2 separate regions of the Mus musculus genome follow, and region 1 is linked to region 2. The links are chromatin contacts, found by Hi-C or POLR2A ChIA-PET in ENCODE. All regions are on one chromosome and are shown on one strand. Each heading gives the region's core, a stretch centred on a gene start or an enhancer-like site at or near the end of the contact. The rest is flanking DNA. Distances are from core to core; before and after follow the strand shown. Region 1 holds the start of Zc3hav1l (zinc finger CCCH-type, antiviral 1-like). Region 2 holds the start of D630045J12Rik (RIKEN cDNA D630045J12 gene).

Region 1 (2,850 bases), core at 320-2,819, 45 kb after region 2:
TTTAAAAAAAAAAAAAAAAAAAAAGCAGTTAAAATGAACATCTAAAGTGGTGGTGGGAGGTGGCTCCCTATCACCTTCGCCTTTGAAGGGGCGTGGATTAGCAGAACAGAAAGCTAGCCTCAGCTAAATGACAAGTTCACTAACATCCTGGGCTATTTAAGATCCTATCCCAACAAAAGAACACAAACATCGAGGGATAGACATCAGTGAGAGAAAGCCTTGCCACAGTTGATGGTAGGATGGCGACTTCTCAAGGACTCACCTCTGGGAAAAGGCAGGGGTCGTTCTGCAAAAGCAGGATTCGCAGCTGCCCTTCATTGAGGCCAAAAAGCCCCCGGCTTTTCAGGACTTGGACGTTGATAGGTGTGTGGATATCATGGGACAGAGAACAGGTAGACCTAGAAGAGTTCAAAGCAGTCAGGAGGCCGGGTCAAGAAGAGGGAAGAGGCTGGTGGGTCTAACTCTGCCTAGGGCATTTCCACTTCACAAGTGAATTCCCCAAGTACTAATAAAACAATTCGGATTGAGGCAACTCAGCTTCCAGGGGTCATTTCCCTGTTCTGTGAGTACCCTACCCTCAGGCTTTTTTGAGATTACTTATCTGTTTTTGTAAAGACTAAAACGTAATCTTCAGGCCAACAACAGCTGCTGGCCTCTCTTTGTCCACCAACACTACAAAGAAAGCACTAGAAAGCTTCCCGGATTGCTGCAAAGCACTGGGCTTGGGCTATGCAGCACTATGCCCTCACCCCATCCTGCCACCAGTTTCCTGCGATTGGACACCAGATTTTTAAGCGCGAAAGGGCTGTGGTTATGGAAGGAGGGAGAGAAGGGAACAGAAGTTCCGCGGGCCATAAAGCCCCCAGGTGTCCCTCAAGCGGCATTTGGCATAAGTGAATTCAAAAGTGGCAACACGGATTCAACCGGGCTGCTGTTGTGGAACATCCTAGCATCCTGGGACAGGGACAGCAAATTGGGGGGCGGGGGGGGGGTGAATAATAAACCTCAGTGGAGAGACCTTCCATATTATTTCTCTCGGCGACTAGGTGCACAGGGCGGCCAGCGCGAAGGCCTTTGTCCCATCCCACCCAGGCTCGCCGAGAAGCATCCGGAAGGCGCATCCCGCCCGCCCGCACCCACTGCCCCGCTGGACACTGAGGACTCCGCCCCTCACCAGCAGTCGCGGTGGGGGCACTTGCCCAGCATGTGGCGGCGACACAAGTGCAGCTGGTCGCAGCCCTGACACTCCCCGCGCTGGTAGCGGGCGCAGAGGCGCGCGGAGGACACGGCCATCACCCTGCAGGCCGTGGCGCCGCCGCCTGAGCCCGCGCCCGCGCCCTCGCCCGCCGCCACCTCGGCCTCTGCGTCCCACGGGCCGTCGCGCAGCTCCACCTCCTGCAGCAGGAAGCGCTCTGGACCCGCGCGCCGCAGCACGGCCCGCAGCTTCGCCTCCGACAGCTCCACGTGGCCGCGCAGGTCCTGCAGGAACATGCGGCCGCCGTGAGCACACAGCACCTTGGTGAGGAACGCGCACAGAGTGAGGTCCGCCATGGCCCGCCAGCGCGTCCCCGCCAGCCCGGGGCCTCCAGGCTCCTCCCCGCCGCGGCCCCGACCGGAGCCTGCGAGCTGTAGGGGGCCGGGCCTCAGAAGGCAGGGCCTGAGCCCCTGCAACATTCCTGGCTCCTGGGTTCCTGGCAGATACCGGATAACAGGGAGGGCTGCAAAGAATGTAAACTGCTGAAGTGGTTCTCCCAGCCTGGGGGCGCGCGCCTGGAATGTTAGCTAGCACCTGGGAGGTGGGGGCAAGAAAAGGCCGAGATCAAGGCCAGCGTCCTTTGCAAAGGGGAGTTGGAGGCTAGCCTGGACTACATGACACCCTGTCTCAAAAAACCTAGTAAGGAACCAGCACAGTGGGTAAAAACTTCCTAAGTGTTGGGGTCCATGAGTCGCCCCACGAGCTTACACAAACCCCGATTTCAGTCAGATAGGGATGGTTTATTGAACACACACCATAATACTGATCAATCAGCTCCATGCCTCAGATGGGATTGAGCCATGATATTGTTGATTTTTCTCTGTCAGCTTATAAATAAACATTTTTCCTATTGTCAAATTGGTGACAATATACATAAACACCCACTAAACCTAAAAGGATTTTCCTTCCTAACAATGGACAAATTCCTAGCGTATTATTCCTCTACGGAGTGGTCGAGAGATATTCTATGGTTTCGTCGCTATGATTCCTTAATGGAAAAGAACCCTGTTGCTCCTGTAGAACCTGCCTTTCCCTGTGTTCCCTCCCTACTAAGAAACGGTTTACATGGAATCCTTATCTGCTTACCAGGGAGCCCAGCCGAAAATGTAAACTGAGAAGTGGTTCCTTGGGATTACCTTGTAAAGGGTCTGCTCTCAAACAATCCTTCTCTGTTTGCCTCTGAGAGAAGCCGACCTAAGATACAACTGAAAAAAGAAAGATTCAAGTTGAGAAAGGGGTTAGAGAGGAATGAAAACCACATGCACACAGAGAGAAGAGACGTTCAAGCAAGATAGAGATAGGGAAGAATTTTACTTCAAGGGCACTGATGTTGTAAGCAAGTGTATCCAGAAGTTTAATAAGACTGATTCTGTATGTTACAGAATAGATGGACTGGGAAGACAGCCCAGTGGATAAAACACTTACTAGACAAGTGTGAGGCTGGAATTTGAATGCCCAGATCCTATACAAATACAGGAAGATGTGGGGGCCACTTGTAATGCAAGCACTTGGTAGGCAGTGGCAGGATCCACAGGGGCAGCTAATTGGCTAGACTAACCAAATGGGTGAGATCCCGACTCAGCCAAAGACCTTGC
Region 2 (2,700 bases), core at 94-2,593:
TTCAAATGCGTTCTACTTCCTTCAAACCACTTGGCAGTCCTCTGGCCCTGCTCCCACAAGCAGGCAGGGTTCTGGGCTGCTTTCATGGCTTTTCTGTCTCTCCTGAGCAGTGAGAAGAAGCTCTCCACCTAAACTGCTCCTTTCTCCTTTCCTTTCCTACCCACAAAGCAACCAAGCACGTGTGGGCTGGGGCAATCACAGGATGCACTGTGTCACCTCAGAGATGGTCTCCAGTCCAGTGCAGTGCGTGCTCAGGATGGATAAATAAACATTTCGGGGAAGCAACATGAATTAAACCATTTCCTCAACAAACAAAACCCACCCACACGCCTCATAAATCATGTCTCTTAATCCCATGCTGATGAACAGTCACTAAATTGCATCTATTATAAAAACCAACCATGACTCCTTTCATGCCCTGACACTTCAGACTCAAAATATTTTCACACTCCATTGTAATGCCTTTGTGGAGGTAATACCAATAGCTAGTTCCCTGGAAAGATCCATGGCCAGGGCGCTTTCCAAGAGATTTTTTTCTTTGAATGTTCTTTGTGTCCTGGCGCACTGGGGGACACAGCCAGCTTGCTTGCATCTGGGGTAACACTGGGTGTTCACGGCAATGCACAACTGCTCTTCTGCACACACCAGATGCATCCCTTTGCCCCAACAATAAAAGTATCCCAAAACATTCGCTACGCCACATTCACACAACCGTGCACAAACACAATTCCAGTGCCTGCATTTTGCAAAGGGGAAAAAGAAAATAGGCATCTTCGGAGCAGAAACCACCAAACCCGCCTCGGGCAACATGGTTCACGGAAGACTAGGTTGCAGACCTTTTAGCAAGACCGGTCAGAAACCGCTCGCTCTTTTTTCCTTTGGATTTATTCCTCTCCTCCATGCCTTTATTTGCAGGGCCCAGGAAGAATAGGAAAGCATCTCCAGCAAGGAGGGCGAGGGAGCGGTGAAGAATAAAAGAGGATGGGCGGGTGGGGAAGCCAGGGGGTGACGAGCGCGGCAGAGAAGGCGGCCAGGGTGGCGGCCGCGTCCCGGGGGGCTCCGCGAGGCTTACCTGGGGCGCACGAGGCCGGCCCGGCGAGCAGCAGCAGCCAGAGGCCGGGGAGCAGCAGCCCCGGGCGGCGGTGGCGGGAGGAAGGCCCGCGGCCGCACCGCTCCGGCACCAGTGCAACCCTGGCGCGGGGCTCCCGCTCCATGGCCACGCGTCGGCTCCCCGACACCCCGGCCTCCGGGCGTGGGCGCGCTCAGGCCCGGGACGCCGGCGTCCGCTGCGGCGGAGACTGGGCGCCTAGCACCGGCGCGCAGCGAGGCCGGCGAGGCGGGGGCGGGCCGGGCCGGATCCGCGGACTGGGGCCGCTGCACGCCGGCCGCGCCGCTCCGCCCCCTCCCGAGCCTCGCAGCCGCTGCCGGGCAACGCACGGCCCCGCGCGGGGAGGCGAGCACCACCTCCCGGCCGGCCCGGCGCCTGCCTGCGGGCGGCCCGGCGGAGGGCGAGGCGGGACCCGGTCCCCGCCCTCCCACAGGACCCGCCTCTCAGGAGGGCGCCCGGGACGGCGCCGCCCCGCACCCGCACCCCCGGGGCCCTAGAGGAACGGTCGCAAACCGGGTGATTCCGGAGCACGCTCCTCCCGAGCCGCCCACGCGGGGCGGGCAGCAGGTGTGTGTGCGGGGCGGCCGTGGTCCCTGGCAGACCCCGGGCTGCTGAGCGGACAAAGCCGAGAGAAGTCGGCTCTCTTTCCCAGAGCCCGCGCGCTGGAAAAGAATGGGGAGGAGGCACACAGGGCTCAGCCCATCCTTTGCCTTTCCAGAGCTGTGCCACCTTGTTGGCAAAGGTGGGCCTTTGGTAAGACCTAGGCCTACTGCCCTGAGCTTAGTGAGTCTTCAGAAAGGGGCTACTGAAGCTGAATCAAAGTGGACAGACACAAACACACAGATCCAGGCCTTATTTTTTAAAAAAGAAAGTAGCACCAATATATGATGAAAAAGACCTTGTTGGGGGTTAGTTTCCTGGGGAAATGGGGGTGTGGATGGGAGTTAGCATGTGTCTCTGTGCTAAGAGCCAAGTGCATTAACTCTGAAGGCCGAATAAGGTTGGAAGGTCCTAGAACACACTACAATTTTGGACAGTTGTATTTCAGAGGTTGCACCAGCCGTGGTCTGCAAGCCGTGCATAAGAGAAGTATCTTGTTGAGTGAGAAACTATGACAGACAGTGGGAAATGTCAGCCATCCAGACTGGCCAAGGATCAAGGTTGCTCTTCAGTGAGGTAGGCAAAAGACCCAGAAAGATGCTACCCAGTTTTGCTGGGCAAACTCATCTATCTAGGCAAAGAATCAGAAGTTCCTGTTCTGAAAAAAAAAAAAAAATAGGCACCTGTTAAATTTCAGGGAAGATGAGAATCTAGGTTATAAGCTTTTGTTGATGACCCTAATTTTTGCGTTCCATTGTGTCACTTGTCATAAGCAACCCCCATACATTGCTCTCCTGCTCCCCCAGACATATACATTCTTGGAGTTGTCTCCAGCATACCCAAGTAGAGAGTTTGCTTGTCTGAGCATGTTTGCACCCTGACCACAATAGCCCTAGGTATGGCTCCCCTCTCCTCGCTTTTCTCTGAATTACTCACCTGGCCACGGGGCACAGCCTGGAGCAGCTCTTGACATTTAGTCCTATTGTGTTGTT

The links. A loop is a pair of places that touch in the nucleus more often than their neighbours do. ChIA-PET counts read pairs that join two places held with the same protein, here RNA polymerase II (POLR2A).
Region 1: a map of heart shows a loop between it and region 2 (4-fold over the local background). The contact joins the promoter of Zc3hav1l here to the promoter of D630045J12Rik in region 2. A Hi-C loop is called at or near these places in 4 of 37 maps with a recorded cell type or tissue (Patski, heart and left cerebral cortex). POLR2A ChIA-PET finds 5 or more read pairs at or near these places in 4 of 5 experiments (Patski and embryonic stem cell).

Annotation. Positions count from the first base shown.
Region 1 is chr6:38,297,690-38,300,539 of GRCm38, forward strand. Zc3hav1l (zinc finger CCCH-type, antiviral 1-like) reads right to left here and starts at 1,570. Exons shown (of 4, transcript NM_172467.3): 1 at 1,175-1,570; 2 at 263-398. The coding sequence starts at 1,551.
Region 2 is chr6:38,252,796-38,255,495 of GRCm38, forward strand. It overlaps D630045J12Rik (RIKEN cDNA D630045J12 gene), which reads right to left and starts at 1,344. Exons shown (of 20, transcript NM_194061.3): 1 at 1,073-1,344. The coding sequence starts at 1,214.